Regions from separate parts of the Homo sapiens genome. Here all the other regions are linked to region 1. A link is a contact called in ENCODE Hi-C or POLR2A ChIA-PET data. All regions are on one chromosome and are shown on one strand. Each heading gives the region's core, a stretch centred on a gene start or an enhancer-like site at or near the end of the contact. The rest is flanking DNA. Distances are from core to core; before and after follow the strand shown. Region 1 overlaps LOXL4 (lysyl oxidase like 4). Region 2 holds the start of HPS1 (HPS1 biogenesis of lysosomal organelles complex 3 subunit 1). Region 3 holds the start of PYROXD2 (pyridine nucleotide-disulphide oxidoreductase domain 2).

The links. Hi-C counts contacts between places; a loop is a spot of excess contacts on that map. ChIA-PET counts read pairs that join two places held with the same protein, here RNA polymerase II (POLR2A). Pooled maps may share reads with other maps.
Region 2: a pooled map shows a loop between it and region 1 (3-fold over the local background). The contact joins the promoter of HPS1 here to the enhancer-like site in region 1. A Hi-C loop is called at or near these places in 1 of 168 maps with a recorded cell type or tissue (chondrocyte) and 5 of 50 pooled maps. POLR2A ChIA-PET finds 5 or more read pairs at or near these places in 1 of 52 experiments (activated T-cell).
Region 3: a map of sigmoid colon shows a loop between it and region 1 (2.4-fold over the local background). The contact joins the promoter of PYROXD2 here to the enhancer-like site in region 1. A Hi-C loop is called at or near these places in 2 of 168 maps with a recorded cell type or tissue (A673 and sigmoid colon) and 5 of 50 pooled maps. POLR2A ChIA-PET finds 5 or more read pairs at or near these places in 2 of 52 experiments (AG04449 and Caco-2).

Annotation. Positions count from the first base shown.
Region 1 is chr10:98,245,385-98,248,749 of GRCh38, forward strand. It overlaps LOXL4 (lysyl oxidase like 4), which reads right to left. Exons shown (of 15, transcript NM_032211.7): 15 at 2,306-3,365. Among named protein-coding and RNA genes, the nearest start is that of LOXL4, 21 kb to the right of the region's middle. Within about 2 kb of position 1,532, at least 4 of the 41 ENCODE cell types and tissues checked have a DNase peak (open chromatin) inside an H3K27ac peak, as active enhancers do.
Region 2 is chr10:98,445,409-98,448,773 of GRCh38, forward strand. HPS1 (HPS1 biogenesis of lysosomal organelles complex 3 subunit 1) reads right to left here and starts at 1,527. Exons shown (of 20, transcript NM_000195.5): 1 at 1,399-1,527. It overlaps HPS1-AS1 (HPS1 antisense RNA 1), which reads left to right and starts at 913. Exons shown (of 3, transcript NR_134454.1): 1 at 913-1,349. RefSeq lists a silencer at 1,345-1,694.
Region 3 is chr10:98,413,171-98,416,535 of GRCh38, forward strand. PYROXD2 (pyridine nucleotide-disulphide oxidoreductase domain 2) reads right to left here and starts at 2,012. Exons shown (of 16, transcript NM_032709.3): 1 at 1,839-2,012. The coding sequence starts at 1,965. HPS1 (HPS1 biogenesis of lysosomal organelles complex 3 subunit 1) reads right to left here. Exons shown (of 20, transcript NM_000195.5): 20 at 3,028-3,365.

The DNA.
Region 1 (3,365 bases), core at 282-2,781:
CTCAGTGTTTTTGGAAAGTAGTTCTGCACTGAAGAAATGGTAGCACTAGACCTTAGGATGCTGAGGTGGCAAGAAATAGTGGCTCATTGTGCTTTCAACTAGGGCAACGGCCTCATCTTTTAATGATTTAGTGCCCATGACGATGATGAATTATTAGCATTACCTAGAACATGGTGGAGTAGGATTCTATTCAGATGTTTCTCAAATGACCCTGGCCTTGGATCTTGATCCTTACCCAACTATCCCTGCTGCTATTGAGATACTACAACCTTCTCCCAGTTCCTCAGCATTGTTTTCCTCATTCGTGGTTGGCTCTACTAGTGTCCTTTGTTCATGTTCAGTGACTCCATGCCAAATTTAGGGATTAAGTAAGTTGTTCTCTTGACCCTCTCCACTAGTACTTTGTCCAAGTGCCCCTCTCTTTGGCCTATAGCAACAAGACTAGTGCTCTCTGTCTTCATGGAACAGACTTCTCTAAGATAGGTCTGAACAGTGCAGCTCCATTTGAAAGGAAATGCAGGGAATTGCAGCCTGACTTCATACTGAATGGTATACCTCTGAGTTATACCTTTGCTCTGCTTTGATTCTTCAAGGCCAAGAGTGACCTTGGGCAGTACAAAAGAGATGACTACTCCTGTCACTTGCCTGTGAGGATGCTTCTTCCTGGCTACACTTTAGCTTTTAAAGGCATTGTTAATGGTAACATATAGCCCCATGTTTATTTCCCAGTTTTCTTGTAATCTTCGTAATTTCAATAACTTATTTTGGTTCTCATTCTAATGCTGTATGCTAGTAGCCTGTCCTTTTTTTCAGCCAATAGTCAGCCACCTCTAACTTTCCAGATTTATCCTTATAACCAGACCCAGAGAAAGGATTTTTTTTTAAGCCTACACTTGAAAATTATGGAGTGTTGCTGCTTCTACCATTAGTAGAGAATGTGCTTTTTAGTTACATTATTCAAGTAGTTGGGATTGATGTATGCTAGCTGGAGGTAAGAGCTCCTGCTATGGCCCAGCACAGACTATATTGAGCTTTTCCAGATGGGAATTAAATCCTTGGGCACATCCAAGCCATGCTTTCTCAAGCTGAGTTAGCTGGAGAGCACCCTGTAGCTGCCACTGGTGCCTTTGTTAGATATTCAGGAAGACAGCTAATGTACTCTGCTGTGCATATGTGTTGAACATCTAAATCTCAGGATTACCTGGAATTTAGTAGAAAAGTACATTTCCCATTAGTTATGATATGCTCTTCATAGAGTGAAAGTCTTTGTAGTATAAAGGTAAGTTAGGCTTCTGAAGACTAAGCTGACATTCTTAGCACCTTAGTTTCTCTGAGGCTAAAGTATGCTGAGATGAAAGTCTTTTGACATTTTTGGTTCTACCTGGAATTTGGTGGTTGGTATTCTGTTAACATTCCTCATCTAGTTATAAGTCATGCCAGCCACCAGTCTTCCCATGTCCTTCCCTTTCAGCTCAGAGTTGTAACAGCACAACCCTTGTATGGCCTTTTCCAAGAATTAGAACTGGCTGCACCTATCAAACGTGTAATGTGGGCAGCAAGGCTGAGACCAGAGCCGGTGGCTGGCTGCCTGGCCTGTTTTTTTGGTCCCTCTTAGAAACTGGATCCAGCAAGCAGCTGTGGGTAACCTCCCTGCTTGAATCTAGTCATCAGTCACCACATGCTCCCCTGCTAGCTGCACATTCTTTCACAGACCATTAGCTGCATGTGTGAGCATAATGTTGTTACTGTTTGGGGGATGTTTGCTGGATCCAACAGGAAATCAGTCCTTCCCTTGTTTACCTAAACTGCCATGCCAAAATATAATGCTCCCTCTGCCTAATGAAGGAGATGAGGGAGTTGAGGAGAGGGAAGGTCGGGGATAAGGAAGAAAGCACTTCTTTGTATTCACAGAGGGTTCCCCGGAACATGTCCCTTTTTACTCCCTAAGGAGGGGGTAGCTCTTGTGATGTGGTGGCTCTTGTGATGTGGTGGGGGTAGTGCTGTTGTAAATCTGCTCCATCTGCTACCATTTATTTTGGCTTCGCAGCCTTGATTATAAAAGTTTGCAATCCTCAGACTTTACCTTCTTGCCCCTATCCTTTACCCCTTAACCTTTCTAACCCGTGTTTCAGCTCTAAGCCTGGGGAGGCTGACTGGGAAGCAGACTTATGTCTGATTGGAGAAATGTAGATGGGCAGTCATGAGAAGCATGTGTGCCCTGTGTATCCCAGGCCCTGGCTCCATGGGAGGCAAAAGGGTAGGTCTGTGGTTCTGGGGTGTGTACATAATCACAGCTGGTCTGGTCTTTGTAGCAGTCCATAATGAGCAACTTTTATTGGCATTAGGGTGTCAGTCCTGTAAGGATCATCACTTAAGTGTGTCTCAGTGGAGAAAAGATCAAGAATCATGTCAAGAAGACCATGGGGTTTTATTCCACTTGAGCAAGAGCAAATCAGAGCCCCATCAAGCAGGAATGGTGGCCTTTCCCAGGTTCCATCCTTAACTAAACTGACTGTTCCCCCTTCTGATTTCTCCACGGTCTTCTGTCTCTTGCTCTGCCAAACTTGTTTTCTTATCTCTGTAGAGATGAGTGGCTTGTTTGATGTTCTTTCCATGGCAAAAATTTATTCAATGCAAAGTTCACTTCAGACACTTGGTTGAGACTTGAAGTTTAGACCAATCCTGAGATGCGTGGTGATCCTGAGAGAGAGCAGACTGCCTGCCAGGTAAATGGTCCATATTATTTCCTTGGCAGAGGCCCTGACAGGGGCTGGGGTCCGTGTTACCTCAGCAGTCTTTCTGCTTGGCCTACTCTTGCTGCTCTGTAGGAAGGCCCTATCTGGCCATTTCTGTGAAACTTGCCCCTTCTCAAGCACTCCGTAACTGTTGGTGTTGGCCCATCAGGCAATAAGGGGATGCCCGAGGTCTGTGCTTCCAAGGATAATAGAAACACCCATGTGTGTGGTAAGATAAAGGTAAGGACACTAAAGAACAGAGTGTGAGAGGTGAGTTCTAAATAACAACAGATGAAGAAAGGATTGGATCCACCAGCTTCTCTGCCAGTTGTGATTTTGATACAAGTTGTGTTGCTTTGAGCTCCTAGCAGAGAGCTAACACTACCTGCTGTGTATTTTGGTCCTCTGTCCTATACTCCTCCAAGACATTTGCAAAGCACCACTTAGATGGGGGACTGGGCCATAGTCCATCCCTAAGAAACTGAGAGCTCCTGAATCCCGGATCTCTGTGGCAAGATTCAGGGATGACTGGGTTTCCTTACAGAAGAGGAGCTCAGCTGAGCAAAGCCTGGAGGACATATTCCATAGGCCACAGGCCCTTAGGGGCAGGCCCAGAGCCATCCTGAGGGA
Region 2 (3,365 bases), core at 277-2,776, 200 kb after region 1:
AAATGCTTAAAACAGAGAGAATATGAGGGCAGGCAGATGCCCTGGTCTTGACTGCTGCCCGTTGAGAAAGGACAAGCTGGAGAAGGGCTGCGTGGTCCCTGGTCTCTCCAGGCCCTGAGGCAGTCTGCTAAGAACATATCTGGGATCCTGCCCCTCACCTCCCATAATGGAGAATAGGAACCCGGCCAGCACAGCCCTTTGCACAGAGCAGGTGCCCACTTTTGTTCCTTCCTCCTTTGTTCCCATGAAGTGCTCTCACTTCTGCGGGTCACTCAGAGCTCCCCAAGCAGCCCCAGGGAGCTTGCTAGGAGTGACTGACGGGAGACAGCATAGCACATCCCAGGTGGTGAGGATGCAGTCCCGGTGAAGGGAGTGGGGATCCTGGGATGATACGATGAATGGAAGGAAACTAACAGGAAAGGCATCTGGGACCAGGTTCTAGTTTTGGCTTTGCCAAGTCCCATAAACCTCTCTGAGCCTCAAACTCCTGCGGAGAAACAGAGCAACATCCCCTACTCTACCTCCCTACAGGGTTAGATCATGGGAGTGACCAGGCAAGCTGCAAAGTAACCTTAGCAAACTGCGTTCTTACATAGGTGTGGGGATCATTATTCCTATTTCCCAGCTTCCCTTCTTCAAATAACAGGATTAATCAATCTGGTTCCGGAATCATTCATATTTGAATAGAGGGCAGGAACAACAGAAAACTTAATTAGGAAGTCAAGCACTGTGAGCCAGTAAGAGGCAAGTGACTACCCGCCACAGAGACTGCTGTTACGAGTTCGGCCTTTAGCAGCCGAACCCTGAGACGGGCTCCATCACCCACATGATTGGCCCGAATGCCATATTCCCGAAACAGGGGGATGCTTCCCAAAGGCTGCTGGGAAGAGAACCTCGCCGGTGTCACACTGAGACTTCCGCTTCACCTCGCTATCTTGCCCTAGAAAGGGAACTCGGAGGGGACTCACTGACGAAAGGAGCTCCAGATGGCGGGGGGCCAACCTGGGGCGACCCCCAGCGCCCACTTTCACCATCTGGACCCCAGCAAACCTCCCTGTGGCCCTTGGTCCCGTCTTCAGCAGCTCCTTCTGGGGTCCCACACCTTCGGAGCCCGGCCCTGCCCCTGAGTCTCTGGAGAGAGCGAGTCAGCAGTTCGCCGCCGCGGGGCTCCCGTTTGCCTAGCACGCCAGTTTCTGTCCAGTTTCACCCCAAATCCCCACCTCCCCCCACCCCCGAACCTCACGGCCACCCTGGGAAGGAGGCTTGACTTGTGACATCCACCCCTCTTCACGGCTGAGGAACTTTGGCCCCGAGCGAGGAAGCGACCGGCCCACGGCCACACGCCCGGAGTGGGTGAGGCTAGGAGTGGGCCCGCTCCGGGACCCCTAGGGACCCTACCTCACTTCCGGGAGGGTTGAAGGGGGGCTCCGGAGGGAGGATCGCCGCCCCCAGAGGGGACAGCCCGGAGGCCCACGTACCGGATCGCGGCGCGCACAGCGCCCCGCCTGCAGGAGCCCGGGCGCGCTTCCGGGTAGGACCGCGTGATCGCGCACGTGACCGCCCGCCCCGGGAGGGGCCGGAGCCGCCGTCGCCTTCCGCGGGTTCGAGCCCCGCCCCTGCCAGGCCTTGCCCATGCCCCATTTTACAGAAGAGGAAACGGAGGCGCAGAGAGAAGAAATAACTTGCTGAGGGTCCGAACCAGGCTCAGAACCCAGGTTTCCTGGCTCCTCAGCTGATCCCTTCTCTCCTCCCCATGCCCCGGAACCTCAGGCTTTGCCTAATGAACTGAAGTTCTGGGGCTAGAGCTGTCCTTTTGTGACTGCTCTCCCTGACCTTTGGGGAGGTGACATAGCGCACAGAAGGGCTCAGTTGCCCCCAGAGTGCCAACGCTGGAATTTATAGGAGTTCTCAATCTATTTTGGGAGTGGAGTGCACATTAGGAGTTTTGTGTTGAACCTATGTTTGCAATATTTATTTTAAAAAATCGTATGTGTATTGGGGGTGCCTGGAAGTGGAGGGGGCGCTCTGGAAGGGCCTAAATCCCCGAACAGTCCACCCCTCAGTGCCTGGGTGCCACCTGGGAGCTTTGAGCCCAGCCCAGCAAGGTATGGGTTGCAAGAACTGGCTGGGGATATAGTAGATTGAGCATCTCTTGGGGGAAAGGCAGAGGCTAAGAATCAATACTTCCACCACCTGCAGATCAAAGAGAGCATCACTCCCCCCAACCCACTACCCACCCCTTCCAGCCCACCTTAGGGCAAATTCTTCCAACTCCCCATCTACAGCACATAGCCCTGCCACACGCATCTCTTTGCTCAGCCCACCGTTGAGATCGTTCACTCACTATGCTTTCAGTGGTCGAATGAATTCCATCAAATGGATATGCTGTTATTTACTTATTCATTCCCCTACTGGTAATTTCCATTTCCCAACTGCAATGTATGAGGATTCTGATTTCTCCACATCCTCACCAATGCTTGTTATTGTTGATTTTTTTTTTTTTAAGTATAGTAACCCAGCGTGGAGTGGTGTCTTGTGATTTTATTTGCACTTCCCTGACGTTCGGCATCTTTTCATGTGCTTTTTGCCTATTTGTGTACCTTCTCTGGAGAAATGTCTATTCAAATCCTTTATCCATTTTTAAATTGTCTTTATTATTGAGTTGTAAGAGTTCTTTATATGCTCTGGTTACAAGCCCCTTATCAGATACTTGATTTGCAAAAGTTTTTTTCCCATTATGTGGCTTGTCTTTTCACTTTCTTAGTGGTATCATTTGTAGCACCAAAGTTTTACATTTTTATGTAATCCAATATAATCTATTTTTTAGTTATGTACGGGTTTTTTGTGTCAACATGTTTCTTTTTTTCAAATTTGTTTGTGGTAAAATACATATAATGTAAAATTGATCATTAAGCATTTTAAGTGTATTGTTCAGTGGTATTAACTACATTCCTAATGCTATGCAGCCATCACCACCATCCATCTCCACAGCTCTTTTCATCTTTTAAAACTGAAACTATATCCATTAAGCAATAATGCTGGCCGGGTGTGGTGGCTCACACCTGTAATCCCAACACTTTGGGAGGTCAAGGCGGGCGGATCACAAAGTCAGGAGTTTGAGGTCACCCTAGCCAACATGGTGAAACCCTGTCTCTACTAAAAATACAAAATTAGCAGGGTGTGGTGGCACACAGCTGTAGTCCCAGTGACTCAGGAGGCTGAGTCAGGAGAATTGCTGGTACCAAGGAGGCAGAGGTTGCAGTGAGCCAAGATCATGCCACTGCACTCCAGCCTGGGCAACGGAGCGAGACTCCCATCTCAAAAACAACAACAAAAACAACAACAACAACAATTCTTCATTCCTC
Region 3 (3,365 bases), core at 762-3,261, 170 kb after region 1:
AGCAACCTCATCTTGGTAACAGAAAAGGCTATGGTGGGAGTATTTACACCACTGTCATCAGCAAATATTACACAGAAGGGCTGAATTTATTTTTTGTGGTCAGGCTTAAGAAAGTGATGGGAAAATGCTAATAATGCAGATTAAACCTAACAGTGTTAGCTGTTATAGCATGAATAAATAGCACAAAAATTGAAGGAAATATTCTAGTATTAGAACAATATTATCTTATTTGAGTAACATCATTCCTGTCATTTAAAGAAGGAGGCCGGGCGCAGTGGCTCACACCTGTAATCCCAGCCCTTTGGGAGGCTGAGGCAGGTGGATCACAAGGCCAGGAGTTTGAGATCAGCCTCGCCAACATGGTGAAACCCCGTCTCTACTAAAAATACAAAAATTAGCCGGGCGTGGTGGTGGGCGCCTGTAGTCCCAGCTACTCGGGAGGCTGAGGCAAGAGAATCGCTTGAACCCAGGAGGCGGAGGTTGCAGTGAGCCGAGATTGCGCCGCTGCACTCCAGCCTGGGCAACAGAGCAAGACTCCATCTCAATAAATGAATAAATAAATAAAATAAAAATAAATTTTAAAAAATAAAGGAGTAAGGTTGGGACATAAATCTTTGTTGTTTCATTTGTTTCACGATCATCCTACTCTTTACAGAAAATATGGAGCACCGTTCTCTTTGGAGCTACCCTCATTTGTCATTTGCAACTATAGGTTGGCTACTGAGTTTGGCAAAAATCAAAGAAAGCCTTTGGTAAGAATCACTCGGGTAGACTGCATTTAAATTGAGAGTATTGTATCTTTATTTGTAAAATTGTGTGCAGTGTATCTTTTATTTCAATATTTAAAATAAGCATGTGTATATGTGTATATATATGTACGTAACACATATACATATATATACACATATATGTGTGTATATATACATATATATACATGTACACACACACATACATCACACATTTTTCCCTGGAGAGGTGAGTGTTGAGTATCTACCAGCTCGCAACTGCTCTAGTACATATGAAAATGAAGGCATGCCCTCAAAGCTGCATGTTGAGTGCCGTCTGCTTTCGGTCCCGTCATTATCTCTGTATAGACCCAGTTGGCAATCATGCATTTGGGGCCCTCTGCAAGTGTGAAAGGAAGGCACTAAGGAAAGACCACCTGGTCCTGGGCCTGCCTCTTCCCCTAGCACCCAGTAGACTGTGATACTCTGAGCCCAGGGGTTGGCAAAGTGTGGCAGATCACTGCAGATCCCCAAATGTCCCAGAGCTGCAAGGCAATGGGGTCCATCTCCCTCTGCAGACACGCAGTAGGAACTCTGGGACTCAGTTCTGTTTTATCCTAACTGGCCTTTATGAAATGACTGCAGTTTCTTGTGACGAGGGGTGGCCTCAGTGGTAAGGTAGTGGTGACCAGAACTCAGGGCACTGAGGGGGCGGGGTGCTGGATTTCACTTGTCTGTTGGCCCAGGGCTCTTTCCAACCCTTACAAACCATAGGCTGAGAATGTGGTGGAAACTAGGTCACTTTGCAAGAGATATAGGGAAACCCCTGAGCTCACCTAGTCTTCCTGTCATTCTCCATGGGAAGATCCAAGCCCAGAGAAGGCAAGCATTTGCCCCAGGCCACACAGCAGAGCCAGCACCGGAATCCCAGGTGCCTGCCTGCCAGATGGAAGGGCTTTCCATTGCAGCCCCTGCTAGCGTATAAACTTCTGGCTGGGTTATGCCAGAGGAGAGAGCAGTGGGGCTTGGCTCCCCCTCCCCCTCCCCACCAAGCTCTGAGCAGGGCTGTCTTCCCGCCCCTCAGCTCTGGCCCGGCCTGCTTTACCACTTTACCTGCTCCTATCACCACCGCATCATACTCAGGCTTCAGACCTCCCCTGGCTTCCGTGTTATCTCGTCTCCACGCCGGGAAGGGAGAGGCGGCCACAGCCTTGCAGAGACCTCGGCCACTTGCAGCCATTTCTGCCCCAGGCTGGGCCTTGCTAGGCAGGGAGTTTGCTAGCGATTGGCTTTTGTGCTGCCCTAGGCACGGGGTGGAGCAGGGAGGAAGCAGGAAGAGGAGGAGCTGCAGTCCCCCTCCAGGCCCCCTCCACCATGCATTCTTGGCCACAGGCCAGCCTCCTGCTGCCCTGGGGCTGTGCTGGGCCGTCGGGAGTGTTGCCTATTAACCAGGCGGTGTCACCTCCAGGATGCAGGGGATAATGGCAAAACTGACAATCCACTGGGGTTCCTATGTCAGGCTGGCATTGTGCTGAACCCTGTAGGCAAAACTCCCCATTTTACAGATGAGGGCGCTGAGGCTGCGGGGTTAGGGAATGAGTGGTGGAGGCAGAGTGGAGCTCGAAAGGGCCCTCTCCTCCCCTGTGCATCTACCTTCTCAGTCAGAACTGAAACGCCTGGGATGGCAAGTGCTCGTGTCAGACTCTGCTCCAACTCCATGCTGAGTCTGCCAGTGCAGAGTGGTGATGCCTCTACGCCCACAGGAGGCGCCCAGGGCGGCCATCTAGCGTCACCACGACCAGGGCCTTCAGACACCGCAGAGGCAGCTGTGTCTGTCGCTGAGGAGCACTGGAGTCCTCTCCTAAATGCTCAAACACAAACCCACAACGAGGGCTTAGGGGCAAGTTCGCTGTCTGTAATTCTCTGGTGTTTTAGTTTTGAAGGCCTGGCCAGTTCTCCTCTTTTGGCACCTTGCCCATTTTCCAAGAATCCCCAAGGATTCGAGGTCACATCTGTAAATACCTCCAGCTAAAGTTCTTTCTGACCCTCCCTTAGGCCTGCCTTGAATTAGGAGCCCCTTTGTTCTCTGCCCATTACTTAGCAGAGTGTTCCCCTAGGAGGAAAAAACCCCTTGGAGCGGAGAGTTCCTGCACTGCTCTGATATCGCAGTGTGACGGAAACCTGCTATTGGTAACGAATCTCAGAACTGGGAGAGTATGTGGAGATGATCCTAAGAGGGGGTTCCGAGGACCCCTCCACACACCATGGACAGTTACCCCGCATGTGAGCATCTCTGCTAAGATCTGATTCAGGATGTTCACTCCTGTGTTATTTATTATATAGAAAGATCAAGGGGACTGGTTAAACTAGACATATCACATCCAGCCGCTGCTAAAAACTAAAGGGAAATAGTAGGTGACAAAAGCAGGGGTCCTGAACAGTGGTGGGCTCAGGGGATTGGAGTTTTTTCCTTTATGTTTTTCTGTATTTTCCACAATCCACGCTTTTCATTGCCATTCCATCAGATGATGTTAAGGAGGAACACAGATCCAGTCACCTGAGGGGATACTTCCTCACTGCCACCTTCTCAGGGTTTAGACCAACATGTGGGTTCTAGTTCCCCCAGCCCCAAAGCTGTTC